Linked DNA regions of Mus musculus: all the other regions are linked to region 3. The links are chromatin loops, found by intact Hi-C in ENCODE. Cell type or tissue: heart. All regions are shown on one strand. Region 1 has its middle 200 kb from the start of Gm52716. Region 2 has its middle 26 kb from the start of Gm52716. Region 3 holds the start of Epha7 (Eph receptor A7).

Evidence for each region. A loop is a pair of places that touch in the nucleus more often than their neighbours do. Peaks named below come from ENCODE experiments on the same cell type or tissue, not always from the same donor. Only the 100,000 strongest peaks of a DNase experiment are listed, where the experiment ranks them.
Region 1: a loop joins it to region 3, with 4 times the contacts of the local background. A loop is called at or near these places in 4 of 42 quality-filtered maps.
Region 2: it touches region 3 in a loop (2.5-fold over the local background); 3 of 42 quality-filtered maps call a loop at or near these places.

Annotation. Positions count from the first base shown.
Region 1 is chr4:29,288,845-29,296,844 of GRCm38, forward strand. No RefSeq gene overlaps it. Among named protein-coding and RNA genes, the nearest start is that of Gm52716, 200 kb to the left of the region's middle. In heart, a CTCF peak has its summit at 3,051 (motif pointing left); no DNase peak of the experiment used is centred here.
Region 2 is chr4:29,114,567-29,122,566 of GRCm38, forward strand. No RefSeq gene overlaps it. Among named protein-coding and RNA genes, the nearest start is that of Gm52716, 26 kb to the left of the region's middle. In heart, no CTCF peak of the experiment used is centred here; a DNase peak (open chromatin) is centred at 3,535; H3K27ac peaks cover 2,012 bases.
Region 3 is chr4:28,811,678-28,819,677 of GRCm38, forward strand. Epha7 (Eph receptor A7) reads left to right here and starts at 1,454. Exons shown (of 17, transcript NM_010141.4): 1 at 1,454-1,803; 2 at 5,768-5,832. The coding sequence starts at 1,707. In heart, a CTCF peak has its summit at 3,317; DNase peaks (open chromatin) are centred at 1,334, 2,084, 3,314, 3,764 and 1 weaker place; H3K4me3 peaks cover 4,638 bases; H3K27ac peaks cover 4,257 bases.

The DNA.
Region 1 (8,000 bases), 480 kb after region 3:
CTACACTTTATCTTTGCTTGTTTGATTCAAATGTTCCTCCAAATTTGTACATCTATTTTTTTGTGCTGTTTTCTATGAGGTAGTATCTTGTTAGAACCCACTGAGAATGACTGTCAGTTGACTTGGTTAAAGCCGAGTGGATCTGGCAGGACTCTTAGTTTTCCCTGGCCATCAACAGCTTGCCAAATCCTGAGGTGAATTGTATTTTCTCTGAACCCAGCTTGAAAGGGATCCTGTGTATTGACTAACGATTTGCTCCAAATAGTGGAAACCTGGATACACAAATCACTAAATATTGAAGCAGCTCTCAAAAATTCAAGAAAGGCCATGACCTTTAGGGTAGTTTGACACTTAAATATGGTAAAATAAGCTTATGTATCCTCATGTAGCTTAGACATCAACTGGCAAACATAACCTCTGAGTTCAAGAAGTCAACACAGTAAGTGGATATACAGTTCAAAGGTCACAATTGGGAAATTGTGTGTACGGATTAAAAGAAAACCCATGAAAGTTTTTAATCATGACAGTATATGACAAATGCTGGGAAATAAAGTTGAAATGATTCAGGAAGAGATATTTCTGCGTGTTGTTTAATGGTTTCCTTTATTAGTTGTCTGATACAATAGAACACAGCACACCCAATTGTTTGTCTACTTCAAACAATTTCCTTGCTTCTAAGATCATGGTTGACAGTCTGAACAAGGTTCAATGGGGATGGCCTGTCCTTGTCAGGGACATGCTATCTGCTCACTCCTGTGTCTACAGCACATTCTCAGGTTAGGTGAAAATCAGCTAGTTCCAAATGGCTTTCCATGTTTGTAGCTCACCCTGGAACGGTTGAGATGCCTCAGCTTCACTTTTTGTGCTTCTGACCCTTGTCATAGGTCAGCATTAAGAAAAAAAGAACAAAAACAAAAACAACAACAACAACAAAAAAAAACTATAAACCTTCTCAAAACCAAGGCTGTGGAACACCTAATGTCACTTCTGCCTTGCCTTAGTCAACACTGGCGCAGATTCAAAGAGCAAGGAGAGATAGCCTCACTTTTTTGGCAGGAGAGTGGCAGCAAATTATGAACATACTGATTCTTACCCATTAGTCTGTATAGAAAACCTAAAAATGTTATTCACTACTTTAATAAGACTAACAACAGAACTACAAAGAAACAGTAAACTCTTTGGTTCTGACATATGGGTTTGCACAATTGTTATCAATCCATTTTCAATCCATAAGAATCTATTATTTTATATTAAAATATGATTATTGGTCCAGAATCCACATAAATGTGAAATTCTAACACACTCATTGAATACAAATATATCTTATTTTCTGGAAGCACTGATGATTTGTATACTCAGTAAATATGCTCAAATAAAACTGGATTATCTTCCTCTGTGTCTGTTTTACAGAATTTAAAGTTGATTTTCTTATAAACATTTTCCATTTTAATGGCATAGTTATTCCCACTTTGATCAATAATACTTTCTAAAGGTAATTTAAATTAAAATATTATTAATTATTTCAAACCATTCTTGGCTATAATTCTTTAGGTTTTTCCCCTGAATATAACCAGAGATCAACTATCTTGTTTAGAAAAGAAAACACATTTTTTTTTTTACTTCCAGTATGAAGAGGTCTCCTGTCCATTTACATTCTCAGAACTCCCCTGGCTCTCATAGTGTTGATCTTTTCTTCATTGCCCAAGTGTTAGTTTCTACAGTCTTTGAAATTTACATCAGGATTGCATGGAAGAATTTTACTCTGGCAGAATTACATCTTGATTAGTTATTTTGTTGAGTGTATATTTACTCGTAGTTTCCCCTGCTGTGCTGCTTTTGGCTCCTATGTACTCCACAGCCAAGTAGAGCACAAAGTCAACACAAAACGACTGTCCAGTGGGTAAACAGTATCACTCAGGTCAATTACTGTGAACTGGGCTCAATATATGTTTGCACACATATGTGTGCATCTCTCTCTCTCTCTGTCTCTGTCTCTCTCTCTCTCTCTCTCTCTGTCTGTCTGTCTGTGTCTCTCTCTCTCTCTCTCTCTCTCTCTCTCTCGTGTGTGTGTGTGTGTGTGTGTGAAGGGGGGGAGAGAAATTGTTTTTATCATCTGAAATTAGGTATGATCTTCGCTGGGAAAGAAAAGACAAATTTCCTGGTGATAAAGTGCACATAAGGGGAAGATAATTTAAGGAGCTGAGAATTCTCAGAGGGGACAGAGAAACTGGCTGAAATGTTCAAGTTCTGATCATGCAAATGGAATCTAACAAAATAATCATTTAGAAAGAGTCTCACAATAAATTTTTTGTTCTATTTGGATTGAGCTCAGGGCCTTATAGATGCTGTGAATCCCATCTGTCCTGCAAAGGTGTGATCTTCACATTTAAAGTGATCCCCAGAATAGTGCAACACTATAGAGTCCTTTCCATATGAGACCCTTAAGTATGAAGGAAGAGACTGGTCTGCATAACTGACTTTAACCTGCTGAATATCATCTAGCAACTATATAATAAAAAAGAACATATCTCAAACTCAGTCTCTTTCTTTGTACTCCCTGTTCTGTTTCTTTATTGGCCTAACAATAGTGAAAGCCAAAATCCAGAGCAATGTGTTGATTGGGGAGAAAGGATGTGAGAGCAAAAAGAGAAGAAGAAATGGAGGAGTGTGGGATAAAGGCCTTGTAGCTGGAAATACCAAACAGAAAGATAGTGTACTTCTAGTCATATTTTTAATTGTAAAATCTGAGAAACTTTTTAATAGAATTGTGAAAACTGTTTCAAATAATTATTATTTAACATTGCAATCTGTCAGATTATATTTGCCTATGTAGGTTAGATCTTAAATGATGAAATATCTGTAAATTTTAATTGAATAATATGCAATGGCTGATTTTAAACTCATTTGCATAAAAGAGAAGATCTCACCTGAGATTTATATACACAGCACGTAGTCAAGTGATACTGTCTCCCAGTGAACAGGAATGTTCCATTCTCTAGGTGTCAACCATGCAATTATTAATCCATGGTGACATCTGCTGACAGCAGAGATCTCTGCTCTGACAATAATAAGGTAAGGTTGCTGAGAAGTTTACCAAAGCTTGAAACTTTCATGATGAAATGACTGGTTAAGTTGGTGTTGATGGCATCTGGCTGGCGTCATCCATCACCAATTCTGGGAAGCAGGGATTTCGAATGCTGCTGGTTTTATTCAATCTATTTTATGCAGCCATGCTTGACTATTCGCCACAAGACCGCAGGGTTGGTATTAGGATATATTTTGATCTCCTATAAAGATTTTCCACTTCAATAATTTGCAATCCTCCTAAAAGTCCTTAAGGCAATCGTTCATGAACTACTGCTTCCCAATGACAACATACCCAAAGATGGTCTAAAAAGTATTCCAGAAAACTATGCTGGCCTATGTAGAAGGGTAGTTAAAAGCTGGGGAGTTCTTCAAGCACACTAGGTTTTAATGTTAAAATCCTAAAACATAATCTAAGAATGATTAAGTTACTAATATTCTCCAGATTTACAAAGTACAATATATTTAGGACTAGCAGTATTTTCATGAGTAACTATTATAATTCATAGCAAGGTAAAATTATCAAGTTTCCCCAGTAGAAAAAGATCAACTTTTCACCAGCTTTGATTGAATCTGGGATTCCCTTCTAATAATCACATAATTGCTGTTTATTGAGATTAAGATAATGTGATCATCTAGTTCCCCTGTGTACAAACCAGAAGGTACCTGAGTATTTTCCTTATAGAATCTCCTTATTTTACATGTGAAGGAAATTGAAGCAGTTAATCCAATATTGATAACTGATTAAGAGTTAGATTGTGCTAAGAGCCACTTGTAGAATCCAGCCTACAAGATAGTTCCTGGTGACCTTCCCACTTGACGCTCATAACCTGAGAAACCCTTTCCCCATGTTGCATGGAGATCATTGTACATAACTCACAGATCACAATTGATTACTTTAATTCTAAGACTACAAGGCACTACAAGAATTGTCTTCTTCTGGGTGAAGCCACATGTTATAACTGATTAATACTAGAAAGAGTCCCGTTTGACATGGAACTGAGTACTACAGTCAGCCTCAAGCAACAAACTGACAGTTTCCACACCAACTATATAGATATGCCTGGATCCCCAGACTCCTGTTATATCTCACTACTGCCTGTATCCACCCATAGTAAAGTCCCTTAACTCTGAGATTCCCAACTTAATCTTAAAGCAATGTAAGGCATTATTTTTAACATTTAACCAATAGGTTTCAAAAAATTAAGGTTTAAAAGACACTATGCCCCAGCAGAGTAAGATAGTAAGACTTCCCTCAGACTGTCAGGCAGTCCTGAAAAGAGATATCATGATTAATATGAGGAAGACAGTCCATGGCTGTGACCAGCAATCAATGACCAAACAGACCTGTGGATATGCATTGGAGACAGGTACCTTCCAAACTTTAATAACTGTATAGAAATCTATCCTAGTTAGGGTTAATATTGCTGTGATGAACCACCTTGGCCAAAAGAAAGAAAGTTGAGACAGGAGCTCAAACAAAGTGGGAACCTAGAGGCATGCGATAATGCAGAAGCCATGGGACAGTGCAGATTCATAGTTTGCCCTTCAAGGCCCAGGACCACCAGCCCAGGAATAGGCACCACCCCCAATGGGCTGGGTCCTCCCACTAATTAAGAAAGTGCTGAACAGGCTTGCCAACACCCAGATGTTATGGGCATTTTCTCAACCATGATTCTCTCCTTTCCAAAGACACTGAACCATGTCAGATGGTATGCCAACTCAATATCTCTGTAAACATGTGTTTCTGCACAGGAAAGGTTCTCATATCACCTTTGATTATCAAAGCTATGCATACTGATTATTGAAGCCTATGCACTGAGCCATTAGTCTACGGCCTTATTATATTTTTGCATCCTGTGATTATTGAGTGCAGAGTCAATCTTTTTTCATTATCATTTCACAACTTTCCACATCCATTGTATAGTGGGGCCTTAACTGAAGCATGGAGTGTGAGTTTCAGTTGCACAGTTACAAGAACATCCCCACTATGGTCAGCACATTATTAGTAGCTGTCTGTATACACTCATTTGTCTTTTTATTATACATCCTCTTCCTCATGCTTGTTAGACATTTAGTGGTGACCACAGAAGAGTCAGTATGGCTGCAGCTGAGATTTATCCTCTCATTTCCTTAGTCTAACACGTGCAGAGGCTTGAAAAACTGTGGTATGACACATTTATTACCCACTTTTTTCTATGTCCCACCCCAGTGAAATTGTGTAATAATGTTTGCTTTCTTTTAGTGTTTCTCTTTGACTTTTAACAGAAGAGAAAAATTATAAACTCTAAATTAAAAAAAAAATTATCCAGCCATTAGCTACTTGGACTATATATTGTTTCAGTCCCAACAGTCATCTTGAGTCTATTGCACAGAATGAATCCTGCCTATCTTTGTAAGGTAGTTAACTATAATCTCATGTATCCTTCCTGGGAATCTATGTTGATTAACTTAATGTATTTTCTTTCCTTCAGGACCTAGGATGATGGGACCCAGTTGACCTATGTTTTCACTGATGACACTGCTAAGCATCACCTAAAAGAGAACCAAATGTGCTTACTTTAGAATATGTGAAATTATTCCACTTATTCATATAAAAAATATGTGAAGTTTCTTCTGCAGTCTTGATGAGTTATATACCCATTCCCAGAACAATGGTGGGATTCTATAGGTTCTTGGTAGTGCATTACTCATTAATTCAACAAAACTGGTTTTACTTAAAATTGTCTTTGTAAGATTACCTTGTGAAAAGTACAATATACTTGGTTTACTATTTTCTATATATTTACTACATCTAGTAGTTTTTCCAAAAGGATCCTTAAGAGATTGGTGTGCAGTCATGGGGCTGAGGGGCACATATATTGGTATGTCAAATATTTTCAAATTAAGAAATAAATAGGGGCAGTTAATGCTAGTATTTCTCAAAGTGAAAATATTTTATAACCCGAAAATTATAGATTCAACAAATTGATTTTTCATTCCAGCTATAATTTCTTTCTTACCTTGAGAACATATTCATAACTATATTTTTCAAGATACTAGTTAATACAAAATGCTTTTAAATATAAGAATGAAAGCAAGTAATTTGTCTAAGCCATATAAGTAATTTATAGACTTGCAATAATGCTTTGAAATATAAATTAGGCTTAGTAATTAAACTGTTCATGAAATTCAGTTAATATACATCCACATGTCTCTGACTTTTAGAGGTTACTCAGAGTTCTGCAAATGCTCTCCTCTCTAATCTATTCATTCCTCATGTTATACATGCACATATAAATAGTCAAAAGATGCTTCTGTTGCCTACATTAAATACATTAAATAGCCCACCATTCAGGATTATCGAATGAGAGAGATGATGACGGAGAAAATAACAGGAATTTAAGAGCTGATTTAATCTTATTACAAAGATCAGTTTCTCTAGTAGTTGAAACATAGAAAATGATTCACAATTGTGCTGACCAGCTTTATGTCTACTCGACACAAGGTAGAGTCAACTGAGAGGAGAGATCATCAATAGAGAAAAAAGCCTCCATAAGACTGACCTCTAAGCAGACAAGACTATAGGTAATTTTATTAGTGATTGACAAAGGAGGGGGGCAATCCCATTTTGGGTGATCATGATTTGGTAGTCTCGAGTCTAAAAGAAATCAGGCTAAACAAGCAATAACGATCAGTTGTAAGCAGAACCCATCCATAACCTCTGAAACTGCCCTTGTCTCCAGGTTCCTGCTTCATTTGAGTTTCTGTCTTTGGCTTCCTCAATGGACTTCAGTTGAAGATATGTATATAAGCCAAACAAACCCTTCCCTGTCTATGTTGTTGTTGGTCACGGTGCTTCATCATAGCAACAATAACCGTAACCACTACAGAAATATACCAACTTAATTTCTCCATCATCTAGCTAGTGCCTTTATAAGACTTTAATTGTACTCTGGTTATAATGGATAATTGAATCTGTCTCAGTAGGGAAAATAGACATTGGAGGCAGATGGAGGGAGGGAACTGGGTGGGAGAGGAAATGGGTATGGAATAAAGTGAGGGGAAATCAGGTTTAGGAATAGCAGGGGAAAGAGAATGGAAACCTGTAGTAGGCAGGAAGGTATCTCTAGGACATGTCAGACACCTGGGACTGGAGGTAGAGTGGGGTTGGGAGATTGTCAGGGAGTCTATAGGCATGACTAGCTGAGACTCCTACAAATGGGGGAAACAGAGCCCGAAGTAGACACCTCCAGTAGCCAGGCAAGACTCTCAGTAGAGGAATAACTACAGCAATACACCCATAAAACCTTTGGCTCAAAATGTGTCCTACCAACAGGTTTTCAGGGACGAAGATAGAGCAGAGATAAAGGGAATGGCTAACTATGACTGGCCCAAATTGAGATCCTTCCCATGGGCAAGAACCGATCCCTGACACTATTGATGATACTCTGTTATACTAGCAGACTCAAACCTAGCATAACTGTCCTCTAAGAGGTTCTACCCGGCAGCCAGTTAAAACTGATGCAGCAACCCATAACTTAACATTAGACAGATCTCCAGGAGTCCTGAGGAAAAGTAGGAGGAATAATTCAGAGATACAAAGAAGATAGAGACTCTACAGGAAAACCAATAGAATCATCTAACCTGGATTCTTGAGGGCTCCCAGAAACTGAACCACTAACCAGTAATCAGTGAGCACGGGCTGGACCTAGATCCCTAGCACAGGTATAGCAGATGAGCAGCTTGGTATTCATGCAGGTATTCCAAACAACTGCAGCAAGGGCTGTCCCTGAATCTGTTGAGTGTCTGTGGATGCCATTATCCTAATTGGGTTTCCTTTTCTGAACTCAGTAGGAGATGATGTGCTTAGTTCTGGAGAGACTTCATGTGCCATGATGGGATGGTACAAGGGGGGGGGGGGTCCGTATTCTCAA
Region 2 (8,000 bases), 300 kb after region 3:
AGAGATTCTTAGAAGGTGGGGCTCAGATTAGTAATCCCTGCATGTTGATGCACTCAATTATAATATATTTATCTGTATAATGTAATTGTTTGTATCAGAAAGTAAACAGCAATAATATTCTAATACTCTCAAATACATATTTGACTTTCTCAGTTTACCACACTGTCCATGGTAACTACCTTGGGTCAAGGCATGTAATTTTTCACTTTGAGCTATTCTGAATTCATTATATGTAATGAATTTAAGTAGTCCTTCAACACATATTTAGCAGTCCCCACTAAGTGTCTGGCAGCATTTTCTGCTGTGAAATTCTAGTGAAAAATAAAATAAAAGGGGGTTTGTTCACTCATGGAAAACATGGTTTAAGTGACTGTCATGAGGAAGCATATTGGTAAACTCTATGCTATTTAAAACAATGAAAAAGTACAGCAAAAACAGTAAGAATGTGCTTTGGGGTGCGTGTATTTCAAATACATATGTGATGGTGTTTCAGAGAATTCTTAAGTGTTGTCTATTACTGTGATAATGATATAACTACAAAGAGAAAGTTGGGAATGAAAGGGCTTATTTTGCTTAAATATCCTGAACACACTTCAGCATTAATAAGGGAAGCCAAAGCAGGTACCAGGAGACAGGAACTGAAATGGAGGTAATACAGACTCTGCTCACTGGCTTCCTCCCCATGGCTAACTCAGCCTGTTTCTTGCACATCCTAGGAACACTTCCCAGGTAGGCTGGACACTTCCATCTCAAAGGTTAGTCAAGAAAATGCCCCCAGAAGTGTACCTACAGGACAATGTGATGGAGAAAATTGAGGTACCCTGTTTGCAGACATGTCTAGGTTTGTGTAAAGTTGAAGAAACCAACCTGCTAAGCTGAACAAAGACCTGAATGCATGCAAAAGCACAGACACGTGGTTCACTGGGAGGAAAACATTCCAGGTTATAGAAACAGTATGGTCACACATGGATTAAGGAGAGTTCAGGGAAAACAGAGTTTGGAGTCCTGTAGAAAGTGTGGACAAAGAGAAAGTGGAAGAGCCCCCTTTCAATCGTTGCTAGGAAATCAGGCTTCAAGTAAAGCAGAAACCACTGTGGGTGTTTAATAGAGTTTTGATCGTATCTGCCCCAAGCCATCTGGTCCAGATTGTTTTGTTTGGACTAATCCTGATGAAATACCTGAAGACTACTCCATTAATTCAGGTGGCGAAATGATACCTTTCCTAGGTGGGTTGGTGCTAATGTCAACGAGAAGAACATTGCTGAATATAATTTAAAGATAAAACCGAATTGTTGCTAGGAAAAGAGGAAGTTAAAGACTGAGCAAAACAGAGATGTATCATGGGTGATTTGGAGGGCTTTTTCTGGACTTTGAAGGACAGATATCTGACTTGCTAAAACAAGACTGAAAGGAGAGTAGAGAGTTTGAAGAAAAGGGTTGGAGTCTGGATCTTGATACATTAGTTTTTTGGTTTTTGGTTTTTTTTTCCCAAGTGAAAAGGTAGAGCATGACAAACCAAATAGGACTGAGCTCTAGATGTTGCCAGGAATTGTCTTTGGAGAGTTGACATCTTAAGCCTATATACTAACTAGGATGAGGATGTGGTGTGAGCAGAGAGGACTATGGGATCACTGGGATGCTGTGCTCCTCTTATGTCAGAGCCTTGAGAGATAGAAGCCAGAAATACTGTTATAGGAAGAAATAAAGTATTTCATATTGAAAAAGCTTAACCTGAAATAGAATGGATAACTATGCCCCACACAGCTGTGGGGCCATTACAGGGACATCCAGAACATGGCAAGAAATCTGACAGTCGGTGTAGACCCTGATACTACACTGCAGCTATAAACTAGCGTTTCTATGGTTTCATACCTTTATTTTTTTTTTGCTTGCTTCTATTTAATTAATTTTTATACTATATAGTCTGCTCGTATTTTCAATCTCTTCCCTGATACTCCTTACCTTCCCATTCACCCAAACTTATGTTTTTTCACTGTCTCTAAAAACAAACACACATACAAACACACACAAAACCCAAAATATTCCAATCAAAATGAATAAACAAAAAATAAGAAGACAAAAACAGAGCAAAAAAAAAAGTAAAACAAAACAAAAATGCTACAGAAAACATGGAGCCCATATAGCTGGTCAATTCTTCAGACATGACCTGAGAGAACTTCGAAGCACTTAGCCCTAAGTGGGATGTCTTCTTTAAACCCTTCCGTCAAAGCACAACATTCTATACAGAGGAGGCAGGGGGAGGATTATAATATCCGGAGTTGGTAGGTGACTCCAAGGAAGCAGAGTCTTTCAGACACAAAAGGCCCGGAGCACATATGATCTCACAGAGACTGGTGCAATAGGTCTAAGCCCTGCACAAATTCTAACTAGACAAAATCCTGGAATAGTTTGTCCATGTTAAGGTCAGTTAAAATTTGTTGGTGTTGGAGCACATTTGGGAGTTAGAAGCTTTGAAAAGTGATTAAGTGGAGAGATGGTTCTTAGAGCATGAGGTCAGATTTTGAGGTGGTAAGATTTCTGCTAGGGCAGAAATCGGTTCCTTTCCAGGAGAGCGGGTTGCTAAGAAAGAGAGCTGCCTGTGTGTTTTGTCTGTTTTACACACACCTGCTCGCTGTCTGTCACTTTCCCATGTACTGATGCCAGGTAAGTCTGTCTACCACCTCATTATGCAACATGAGGCCCTTGCCAGACACAGCACCAAATCTCTGACTTCCAGCTTATAACACAGTGAGCTAAAAGCACAAAAATTCCTTCATATATCACTCTCCTTCTGCTATTCCTTTGCGTAACAAAAGACAAAGACCAGAAAAACAGATTCTGGTTAATGCTGTGGCTGACATTTATATATGACAAAATGAGAGAAGAAATGGAGAAAGAAAGGAATACAACTTCAGTGAGAAATTTTGTTAAAAAGAAAAAAAAAAGCATCATTTTAGTAACTGGAGGAGAAATTTGGTCAAGGGTGTGGAGATTTTTCTTTTCCATGGAAGTGATTTATAACCCATTTTCTGTCCTCTATTCCCAATGCAGAAGGCATGTCTTACTGAGGGCCATTAGTGCTGACACAGTGGTCATGTGTCAATACCAGAGGAATAAATTTGGCCACAGAGTGCCAGTTTGGTCCATCATAGGAGGCTCCCTGTCCTTATACAACTAATTTATGCTAGAGTACTTTGCATTTTAAGATTAAAAAAAAAACATATATTTTAGCAATCAAAATAATTTCAGTTGAACTCGGCTAAAACATTTCAGTGGCTTTCATGTGCACCATCGTTTAAAGTCTGTGAGCTCCAGGCTATCTCACCACGATCTCTTGCCATGGTGGGTTGTATCACTGGATTTGGGAATCATGACCATGTGCCTTTCCTGATCACCTGGAGAATAACGCCTTAGCTCACGCTGGCTCTGTGCCCAAGACCCGTGGTGGCAAGCCCCTTCTGAACAAACAGCAAGAGCAACAACAGGCTAAATTTAGACTTGCCTCAATAGAGAGCGAGTTGGAAGCAGGCCTAGCAGTGGTGGGATCCTGGCTGCGTCGGGACTCACCTCTGCCAAGCTTCGATTTCCCTCAGAACGTTAATAGCTGAGCCAAGGACTCAACAGATGGAGAGTGGCCAGTGAAAGGATGGGAGAGGAAAACACGGAGGGAGGGAGAGCTTGGAGCAAGAGACAAATGCTAGCATACCCTTAGAGTCTTTAAGAACTAGCTATGTATTTTATAGAAGCCTGGAATCCTTACGTGTTAAAACTTTCTCTTGAACTGTGGCACGATTAGTTTGTCTCTTCACCAGTTCTAGGGGTGGGGTACCTGATTGTCATCCGTCCTCCTCCTTCCCAAGCAGACTTAGTTCCCTTGTCTGGAAGGAATTCTGAGAGAAACTGCTGAATGTGTCTCTGTAAGTATGGCACCGGCAGAGGCGACAACCCCAACTGCAATGTTTTAAAACCAGCATGTACCTTTTATTCATTTTATCAGGCCTGTACTTAAAGTAAAATAAAAAAAAATTTTTTTTTTTTTAGTTGTGTGTGTGTGTCTATAGTTTTTAAGTGGAAAACTATTTAGGAAGTGCACTGAGTGGCTTTAGCAAGCTCTTTCCCTTGGAAACTGGCTTTATCAGTAAATTTCTCTTATCTAACAGACTTAACTAATAACCAGATAATACTTAATGCTCCCCAACTCTAAACAAACAAAATGGCCATGCTTTTGTGTGGGTTTTATGGGGCTGAGCAGATGTCTGAAGCAGCTGACAAGACACAAAAGCACAGCACAGCAGATAACACCACCGGAGCACACTGCTCTGGAAGGTCTCCTCTCACGTTGCTCCGCCAGCAAGTTCAGGGAGTTAACAATCAAAACCGCCTCATGTATTTAAACTTTGTGCAGTGGGTCATATAAACATTCTTTGAGTTAAATGGTGTAATAGATCTAAAAAAAATCTCTTACCCGCTTTCTTTTCTCCCTCAGATTTATCACGCTGTGATATAAATACCCACAGTATTTTACAAGACAATGAACTTGGCTTTTTCTAAGGCCAGTAACTTTTGCTGATTAGTGGAAACCCAGAGAGCTGTAAAATAGCTGTTTGACACAATCTTGAAGCTTTGAGGAGTGCATCCCTGGAATATAGTTTGAATTACAGTATGATCATATTTCTTTCTTTTTTTTTTTTAAATTCACTTTACATTTCTAAAACAACAAAAAAAGAATATACATAAATATCCGTATAAATGGCAAACTATGCCAAAATCATGCATGCAAGGAAAGTGCTAATCCACCACAGATAGCTAGTCTACAATACATACAGGGTTCAGTTCTCATCTGTTTGTTTATTTCTCCTTTTCTAGCCTGCTGGGAGATGGGCCAGTTGGATGGAAGTTGGAAATGAGGGCTTGAAAGTTTTAGTAATTTCTTCATTCTTGCCTTAATACAAAATGACATCGTTGGTCGCATAGCTATTTGTTGGGCTCTTGAAAAATATTAGTTGTAGGTCTCTGGAGAGTATCATGGCTTCTAGGGAATTTTCCTCTTCCTTGTCTTCTAGTATTTTCAATCTAGACTGTGAGATGTCACCACAGCTCTGTTAACTCTACCGTGACAAATAAAACATTTTCATAATAGAAATGCTGTCTTGTGAGTCACGAGAGAAGTAACTGTATTCATGATTTTCCCTCGCCTTGTGGGCCTACCTATTACAGACCGGATTCCTCTTAAAGGAGAAGGATCCTGGGAGATGAAGACGTGGAATGTTCTGCTGGGAACCAATGGCATTCCTCTTTCCATTCCTCCCTGAAAGGCCTGAAAAGAAAGTCTCTAGTCATTTTGGCTCAACAAAGCTTGAACAATGGGTGGTGTGTGCAAAGCCTCTTTCCCACTAGACCTGCAGCGTTAGGCTGCGAGTCTATTCACAGAAGATAATGCATGGCCTCCCAGCTTAGACCAGAGCCCTCTCTATCTCTAGGCTCCTACAATTTTCTTTCTGGCATTTTAATCCTTAGCATTACCCAAGAATTAAACTCAGAAGAAAATGTTGGTGTCTCCAAGCCACAGGATGCTGCTCTTTCACTCTGTGACTTATCTTCATTTGCAATCCTGGGAGGGTCCTTGAGAGGCTGTCACCCTCCTCTGGAGCCCTGTTTATTCTGTCAGATTCTATCTGAAAGGTTTTACCCTTAATTCATCTTCATCTGTTAAAAGCAATCTTTGGGGGGGGGGGGGGGAGTTGTTTTATTTTTTTAGGTAACAATGAAGTTTTGCCCAACAAAGGATGAGATGACATTTCCAAAGAAATGTTTTATACTTGATTGTAGAGATTTTTTGTTGTTGTTGTTTAGTGATGACTGAAGTTGCCGTTAGAAATAAATGCAAACCATTTGACAGATTGGAAAGAACATGAGATGAAATTCACTGAATTTGGAGGCAAAGCTAAAATCACAAGAATTTCCAGTATGTATTTATTGGTTAAATTTTGAAGATAAGCAATCCATTGGTTAACAGAAAACAGTCCTTCCTGCTACAGTCGACAATACTGTGGCTGAGAACAGAAATGCAGAGCTCCGAGGATTTATTACTCATCTAACTTTAACTTTGTCTTTTTGGCCTATTAATACAATAATGTCCTAATTGTTCAAGGATATTGAGGAATCTCTGGGTTTGCATGCTGGCTAGGTGTTTTTATTTTTATTATTTTTATTTTATTTATTTATTTATTTATTTTTGTCAGCTTGGCACATCTGGAAGCATCTCAGAGAAGGAACCTCAATTAAGAAAATGCTTCCATAAGATCAGGTTGTAAGCAGAGAAGCCTGTAGGGACTTTTTAAAATTAGTGATTGATGGCAGAAGGCCCAGCCCATTGTGGGCCATTCCCCATCCCCTTGGCTGGTGTTCCTGGGTTCATAAGAAGCTGCCTGAGCAAGCCATAAGGAGCAAGCCAGTAAGTAGTTCCCCTCCATGGCCTTTGCATCAGCACTTGCCTCCAAGTTTCCTTCTGTTTTGAAAACTAGTCTTGGCTTCATTATCTGCTGAATTGGTGTAAGCTAAATAAGTCCTTTCCTTCCCAAGTTGGTTTGGTCCTGGAGTTTAATCACAGCAATGATAACACGAAGTATGACAGTTTATAACTGTATTTTCCCCCTGACCTTGCTTCCATTTTAGATTTGGTCTTTTTAACAGAGGAAGAAAGGTAGGTGAAATTTGTTGACTATGAAAACAAACCTAACTCCTAAGAGGATTTTTATAAAATTATTCTGGCTAGAGAACAAAAGTAGCTGATTCATGGGTATATTGGGAATTTTCTCATAATTTCATCAACAGTAGTTTTGTTTTCCTCTTGCAATGATGGCCACATTATCCTCATTAATACTGTGTCTCACCATGTAGCCCAGGCTGCCCTTGAATGCTCTGTCTTCCTCCCTCTACCTCCAGATTGCTAGAATTACAGGCGCCCACCAATGCTTCTGATCCATTAACAACAATTAATATAAAAACATGATCTGTCTACATACTGCATCTCTTTGATGTTTGGTCCCCAAAGAAACCCGAAAAGGAATGGCAGAACAACTAGCTTCATGTGTCTTAAATGTTTTCATGTGAAATATCAGGACTTGTTTCTTGATTGTTACTTGCCTTGCTTTTCGTAGGAGATTTGTCTTGGTTACGCATAAAAGAAGCTAAAGTGAAAATAGTTCAGTTTCTCAAAATGGAACATATTGACTCCAGTGATTACAAACTCCCAGGATGAAGCTTGTAGGTAGACTGCCAGATGCCAGCATCTCTCACCATCCCACAAACACTCCAAAACTATGGACCGCCAGCTTAGTGTCTTAACTGTCTTCAGACCCCCATTATTGACCTCCTTTGTGGATCAAGCGTTCCTTTAGAATACAACTGCAGAAAGAGACCTATGTTATCTGGATTCTTTAGTGATGTTCCATCCCATTTAAAATAAAGTTAGTATTCTAGCAAGACCCTTGATGAACTTTCTACTGATCTTCCTCCTGGTTGCATCTTTTATTATTTTCTTTTTTTTTAATTAGGTATTTTCCTTGTTTATATTTCCAATGCTATCCCAAAAGTCCTCCATACCAACCCCCCCAATCCCCTACCCACCCACTCCCCCTTTTTGGCCCTGGCGTTATTTTCTATCAGATCATGCTGCTCCAGGAATACCAGTATCCTTGTTTACCTATCCTACCTTATCATGGTCCTGCCTCATCACCCAATTCTCTTCCTGCCTTCACTGCTTCACATGCTTTGCCTGTTATAGCTTGGTCATTTTGTCTCCACACTATAGAAAACTGTACATAACTCATTTCTGACCTCTTCTTTACTTAGTTTTTCTACTTAACACTACTTACTTAGTTTCCCATCTCTTTAGTTAAGGCTCTATGTTAGAAATGGGGCCCATCACAGAGTAGAGGCTCAATACATAGCTCTAGAAGAAATGAATGATAGTAAGAGAAGAGGCATCAGAGACTACT
Region 3 (8,000 bases):
AAATAGAAAAGAATCTGGGGGCTGTAATCTCTTTTTATCTACACTATCCCTCCTGTACATATCAGAGAGAAACCAGCACACATTTCCAGAGGTCAACCAGGAAGTCCGAGGTTGAACTTTTTGTCCATCAGAAATAAAGGCTGATCATCAATGAGTGTTTATTTTTCTTTCCTTTTCTTTAAAAATATAGAACAATAAAAGGAAAATCCATCTTAAAATATGACGTACTTATCTACTCAGTGTGACCCTTGACATAGATGATTTGGCCATTACATTTTTAAGATTTTCATTTTACAATGTCAACCACCTCTTGCTTGCAAAGTGTGCAAAACTGCCTAATGGAAAACAGATTTCTCCACACACTTTTTTCTTGTAGCTAGGATTGGGTGAATTCAAGTGGAAATGTTGGTTACATTTTTAGTCTTAGCTTTTTTTAGAAAGATAATTACAGAATAATTATGGACTAACTACAGAAAATAGTAAATGTTTGCCCAAGTAGAAGGAATGGCTATGTGAATTTAGTACCTGGCGGCTTTCTTTAGAACTGAATGTTATTTACACAGCGAAATGGGAAACAATTCAAGTAGAGCAACCTATGAAAGACCCCAGAAAATGAGAAGCATGTAAGTAAAAACGACAAGAAACGTTTTCTAAGGTCCTATTTTGCCTGAGAAGAAACTGAAGATAGAAGGAGAGAAGAGGCGAGCATAAAACAAAAGACTTCCTTTCTCCAGCCCCACTTTCCCTGTTTCTTTTGTCATAGGTTGTTGTGAACTCAGGCAAACATTGAAAGGTTTTCTTTTGGGGGGCGGGGGGCACTTTTGATTAATTTTATTTTTCCAGAGATAGGGGAGTAGTAGTTAAACATGCCTCTCGAGTTACAGAACAGAAGTTCAAACTTTTGAAAACAAAAGAGAGGAAAAGAAAAGAAAGAAAGAAAAAAGGCAGAAAACCAAAGTTATCCGACCTGCTGAGGCTGCTAACAAAAAAGTAAAAGGCGTTCTAAAAGCATAGCTCAGTTTCACTGTCCGGGTCGGGGTCGGTGATTGGTAGTTGAGGGAAGGCTTGTTTCGCCTATGCCGTCTAGAAGACGTTGAGCAGCACTGCTATATACAGGAGTGTAAGACGGGAGAGTTATTCTCGGGTTTATTCAGCTCAGTGAAGCTGCAGTAGCTAAAAGCCAAGTGCTCCCGACTGCACGCCGCTGGCCTAACGCGGCTCGTCCCCGCTTTCCCGGCAACCGATCTGGGAGGGAATCCTGGACTCGCAACCCGACTCCGCTCGGCGTTGATTGGCTCCTGCTCAGGACCCCGCCTCCAAGGTAGAGGCGGCCACTTCGTAGGGACCCGCCCCCCGGCCGTGGGAATCGCCGCCTAGCAGGCGGGCTGCGGCTGCCACTCAGTCGGAGTGGCGGAGGCTCTGGGTTCGTAGCCCCGCCTCCTCCCCCCTAATTGATATTATTGGAGTGTGGAGCAAGCGGCCGGTCTGCAGTCGGAGACTTGCAGGCAGCAAACACGGTGCGAACGAACCGGAGGGGGGAGAGAGAAATCAAACAGCTAAGCGTGGAGCAGACGGCCTGGGACCCAGAAGGGGATCGATGCGAGGAGCGCAATAATAACAACAATAATAACCCACTTCGGAGCAAACAGCATCTAAAGAGCTGCGACCCAACTGCAGCCTAAAAAAATCAAACCTGCTCATGCACCATGGTTGTTCAAACTCGGTTCCCTTCGTGGATTATTTTGTGTTACATCTGGCTGCTTGGCTTTGCACACACGGGGGAGGCGCAGGCTGCGAAGGAAGGTAAGGCCAGAGGAAAGCAAAGTTTGTTCTGACTTATTTATTTCGCTGTCTACCTGCACGAGCCGACGGGTCCGCGGCGCTGGCCGCCGCGCCTCCGGCGCCGGGCGACCCTCCCTCGACCCCCCGCCCCCTCCCCGCCCTCAGTTCCAATCGACCAGAGGCGACCGGCCGGGACTAGTCGGGGCCCCGGAGCTCCAAGGGGTGGCCGGGGACTGGCGCGCGCTCTGCAGCCGGGCAGCTCGGGGGGCCATGGTGGCGAGGCTGAAGGGCGAGCGAGCTCCTTTGCATCCGGCATCTCGGGTCTTCAGCTCCAACCGCCGCGTTTGCTCCTTCTCTTGCGGTCGGCCTGCCGTGGACGCCACAGTGAGAGTTGGTTCGAAACCTGGGGAGTGGAGCTCCGCGTCGCCCCCAGCCTCCCCGGAGGAGCCGAGACTTCCGTGGCTGCGAGCGCTCGGGCTCCCGCCGACTCGCTCACTGCGGCGGCGGCGGCGGCGGCGGCGGCAGCGGCGCGGGCCTGCGGTGGGCGCTCGGCTGCCGCTCGAAACAATGCGGCCGCGAGGGGAGGCAGCGCGCGGGGCTCGGGCTCGACCCGCCGCCGGGAGGACTGGCCGCAGCCGGCAGTTTGCACGGAGAGGCCACCGAGTGAGAAGTCTCCCGTCACTTGGCCCAGGTCCGGTACTCCGGGAGTCCAAGTAGCCAGTCCTGGCCTCTGGGGACGAGTTCTGGTACGCGAGGGGAGGCTTCTTTTGACCACAGGATACGCCTGTACGTGGGTATTTTTCCCTGCGTCTCCTTTGAACCATTGGCAAAAGGTAAAATACCTTTTGGTGCCTGTAGTTGGAGCTGGGGAAAAATAAATCCTGTCAAAGGAAGTGTCTTGCTGCTAAGCAGTGTCACAATACCGGTACCTCATCTGACAAGCTTGCGTTTCTAAGGTTGATTTCTTGGATACTTTAGAAGCCTGTTCGGGGGTGTGGAGGGCGAGAGATCTGTTAGATTTAGGTCATAGCAGTACTAAAGGGAGGGGGCATACTGGTCCTCGATTCTTTTATTCCTAAAACTTAAGATTTCACGCGGCTTTTCTTTATTCTCTTCGTCCACCCTTCTTCGTTAACTCAACATCCCCAACCCGGTACAGTACCCTACTTTGGAACAGCCTGACCTTCTGGCCCCACTTTGCACATCTGCAGTCTGTGTTGACGCTGAATCCATTGAGAGAAAAACGTGCCTCTGAGCTGATGGTTATGTCTGCAGGTGGACCAGCATCTGCTACACACACACATACACACACACACACACACACACACACACACACACACACACACATCAAACATACATTTCAAGCCTCTTGACTTTGGTGACCAGAAACCGACACCCTGCCACCTTGTCCCGATTCCTCCGGAATAGCGGGATCTAAGGAAAAGTTTGCCCCGCACGGCGAAGCGGCGCGCGCGAGCTCTGGCAGACTCCAGCAGGAGTTTGAGCTATAAATAACTGCATCACTAGGGGGAGAGGTGCCTGCAGCCAGCAGGCCTCTCTTGCTCTCCTCCTCCGGTGCTACGTGGAGAGGGTTCTGATTCTCGGAGCCTGAGTTCTTTAGATGCAGACAAGATGTTTAAGAGGCAGGTGGTAGGGAACGCGCCCGACTTCTCGGTGGCGACGCTCGGGGCGCTCCGGCGCGCAATCAGGCGGTGGCGTTCCCTGAGCGCTGCTACCCGGAGGTGGCCCGGGGCATCACGGCACCCAAGGAGCTTGGCCAGCAGCGCCGCGAGCAGGTGCGCGGCCTCTAGGGCAGCTGGGGTGGCGACCAACCTCCCGGGTCCCCTTTCCCGGTTCCCTAGCGCGGCAGGAGTGGCCCGGGAACGCTGAGGCTAATTGCGGCCGCTGCTCTCCATCCCGACAGTACAACCGCCGCCGCGCCCTCAGAGGAGGCGCTTCCCGAAAGCCCGTCTGTTCCTCGCGACTCCTGCCCAGGCTGGGCGCCACCCGCTCCCTGGAGTCCCAGGTCTGGAAGTGTAATGGACGCTAGGTTGGCGGGCGCAGCCGTCTGGCTGCCCCGCCCCGCCCCGCCCCGCCCTGATGCTCGGGCAGCGCTGGAGCCTCCAGGCTCACCGCAGAGCCGCGGCTCTGGACTCCCGGTAGCGGCCAGCTGCCCTGTGCCTTCTCCGGGGCGCGCAGTGAGGCTGACTCGGTACGGCAGTCCAGAGGGAAGACGGTCACGGGGCGATTGCATTCAGCACTCCAGAGCTTCCGAAAGCCTCGCCAGCTCGGTGGCCACCTTCTACTTCCTCTTGATTTGCCGGTTTCTTTGCTAAGTTGCCGGCCAGCAGGTAGCCGAGGGGAAAGGCATAGCAGGAGAGGATAATCTCAGGGTTCATTTCATTCTTAAGACTAACCCCAAAAGGTCATGTAGGTTTAAAATCCACTGGTTGTTGTCAATATAAAAGCTCCCCATCCCCCACAATAAATTCCAAAAGAGAGTTCTGTGACTTGAATTTGTTTCCTTGGGCTTCATCCCTTCTCAAGGTATTGTGAAACTATCCTTTCTCAATTGCTCTTCTGAATACACTAATCCAACGACTTACTGGTGTTCCAAGTTAGAACACAAATTGAAAATTTATAAGTGACTTGTATTTTTAATTGAAAGGGAGTCGATCCCTCTCCCCCACCCCCCCGACAATCTTAAATGCACTACACTAAAACCAGACTCCTGTTTTTGTATCTATCTGTTTCCATTTACTGGGGATAACTTTGACTCCTGGAGAAGGAACTGAGCGCATCATCTACTCTTCTTTTGTCTCTCAACACCCGTCTTCTTTACCTTTCAAAGCATAAACCTTTTAAAATTGGAGTCTGAATATGTTTCAATATTAAGAAGTTTATCTGAGTACATATTTTCAAGTCAAAATTTGAACAATTTCCTGGAGGTGACATTAAGCATATGTAAAGAATATTCACGATGATTTCTGGACCAATAGATTATTTGTGAAAATGCTGACAGTCAGGAATATTGTTTTAAAACACCAAAGCTATGTAGCTCTAAAATCAATTCGGTCAGTAAGTATTTTATAAGAATAATTATCTTAGAGTAACATCATGACCAACTGAAAGCATAATGTGTTATAACAGGTAACATTCTAATGAATTATTCCATTAATACAAATAATACTTTAATCACAATTTTCATAAATATTAATTATGTTTTTGGTAGTCTAAAGATGGAATACAACTCCTTGTAAAAGTCAGCTGGGAGCTTAACCCATCTAGAGAATAGCTAGTATGTTGAAAAATGTCCAATTTAAAATTATATATATATATATATACATATATATATATATATAATTTCAAATATATATATATTTGAAAGCTGATGGTTGTCTTGTTTAAAAGCACAGCTTGTAGATAACAGAGACTTGTTCCTCATGGTAGCATTGTTTAACATAGATTTAACATTTCTATATTCATATTGATAGAAGGCAAGGTGCTATGAGGGTTTTCCCCTTTAAATATTAAACCCCAGTTGTCAAGAGACGATAGGAAGTATCGCTGGTAGAATATTGAAAAGTGGAGCCAGGCTGAATAGTAGTGTGGGGATGATATCTTAGTAGGTTCGTGTCTTTAAATGTAGTGAACTCCCTGACTTCCAAAGATCTTGTATGTTATTACTGCACAACCATTGTACCTGAGCTTAGCTTTCTAAACTCATTTTTATGTTAGTTTCACTGGGAATATATTTTTTATACTTTAATTGAAGGTATAAACAAGTGCATGTATAATTTAATATGTTTCCCCCTCTAGAAAGTTTCCTATGCTTGTATTTTGTGGCTCTTCACTGCTTGATGCATTTATATAAGTCTTAAGTCATCAAGTAGCAATTTTATATAAAAAATAGATTTATCCTAAAATGTTTAGAGATGTGCTTAATTTTTTTTGTAACATTGAAAATAAAACTTCTCTTTTTCAGTACTATTACTGGACTCGAAAGCACAACAAACAGAATTGGAATGGATTTCCTCTCCACCCAGTGGGGTAGGTACAGACCTCATACAGTATGATCGTAGCTGGTCAGAGAAAGACAGGAAAGCTTCCCTCTGAGGGAACTATTCATGTCCATACATTAAAAATGCTTAAAACTTAACATTATTGTTTAATGTTTTGTTTTCTCATGAGATATTAGATTCTCAAAGTATAGAAAGTATACTTTGAACTTTGAGAAAGGAGAAAATAAAATAAATCAAGCCCAGAGTCTTTGAGTTCTTTCTGGGAGTCGTATCAATCATGCCTGTTTGTTCAGGTTATAAATGCTTACTAATTGCAGGGAACATTCTTTTCGCTAACTCACTTAAGCCTCTACAGTTGCCTTATGCTTCTGGGTAATGATCACCAGGTAGAACCTCTGTAATTCTTTAAAACAGTATGAAACTTGTTTTCATCTTCTAAAAATAGTTTTAACATTGTCCACAGTAGACTCCAGAGGGTAACAAAAACTGTAAAAGAATATTGAGACGTAAGATTTGCCATAAAATGTTAGCTTCTTAAAATTTGTGTTGTTATCTTACTATCTGCTGTTATTAATCAAAAATGATGGCTGAAATACATCCATATTACAGCAAAATTCAGCTGGAACGAATGGGACTTAACATTAAATAAGTCTGTCTAAATCTAAGAAGAATCTTAGTTTTTAAAACAATTTTTAATATATTCAGATAGATATATTTCTTAAGTTTAGTTCAACATCATCTTTATGAGTAGTTTCTGATGATGAGCTAGAACAAATTCTTCAATTCTGATGAAGCCAGTAGACTGTGAGAAAGAACCTCCCTTGCTACCTAAGTTTATCTTTAACACATGTGGAAATCTGGGGCTAAAGGTGCAGTAAATATGGATGAAGAAAAAAACACTTTCGACTGATTTTACCATAAGAACAAAAGTACAAAAACAAAATTATAGAATCAGTATAGCATTAACTAAAAAGTCACTGAGAAAACTTCCCATTTAATAGAATGAGAAATTTTAAGCATGCTGAAAATATTCAGAGTTTCTGTTACATTGAACTCTGAGAGATTTTCTCTGGGATTATATAGTGATTATCTGTGTTGGCCACCAGAAATTATGGTAAAGTGACAGATAATTTACCAATGTAGTCTAAAAGTCTAATGAACTAAAAGACCTCTAAATCTATTGAGGTACTTCCTTGGATGTAAAATATTTCCACTAGAAAATATACATTGTAGAAAGACGTTCATGGTTAAAATAAATAAATACCTTTCTTGCCAGTGACAGATGCAGCCCATTTTCTACAATCCATCAATTAAAGTAAATAGATTCAGAAGATGGTTTTATCTCTGAGAAGTAAACTGATAAATGATTGCAGTACTTCATCCATGTAACCTACAACATGATAAATTATGACTGTCAGTGTTATCTTGGGCTCAAATGAGCAGTTTATCAGTCCAGAGAATCTTGAGTTAAACTTTAACCATGTGTGTGTGTGTGTGTGTGTGTAAGAATCAATAATATGTGCAAGAAAATATGAACCCAAGGATTTTCATTATATGACAGATTTGTTCACATGTTCTTACATAAAGCAATATTGTTGCTGAGCAATGAGAAAATATTTTTATAATTTTATAAAAATATCATATAATATTTATAAAGAGCATTGTAAATTGAGACACCCATTCCAATTTATGTCATTCATGAAATACATTCACTCTCAAAAACTGTGTAATGAAACAATGACCTAAATATCAAATAGTGAGACCTGACTTTTCTGGCTTTCATGAAAATACACTATTTCATGGGCAACAACATTGATTTCTCATACCTGTAATGATACAGTTATATAGTTATTAAATGAGTGAATACTTGAGATTAGCCCTTCGAATGATCAGCCTTGATTTCTGTAAGCTGAAGCACGGTCCTAAGAGCACATTAAACGTTGGTGCTTTGGCTTTTTGGTAGATGTCATAACTGTTTTCTCCCTCTTTTAATAATGTCAATTGGCTTAGGAGACAGAAATATATCTATCAGTGGAGGATTTGAGATATTTTTCTTAGTTACATACAAATAGACTGTAAGTAGATAATTCAAGAAATAAATGGAAAATATGCACAGTGTTATGTAGTGAAAAAAATGTGTGTCAAGAAGCATAGTATGAGAATCAATTCTTGGCTGTTTGAGGGCCTTTGGAAACA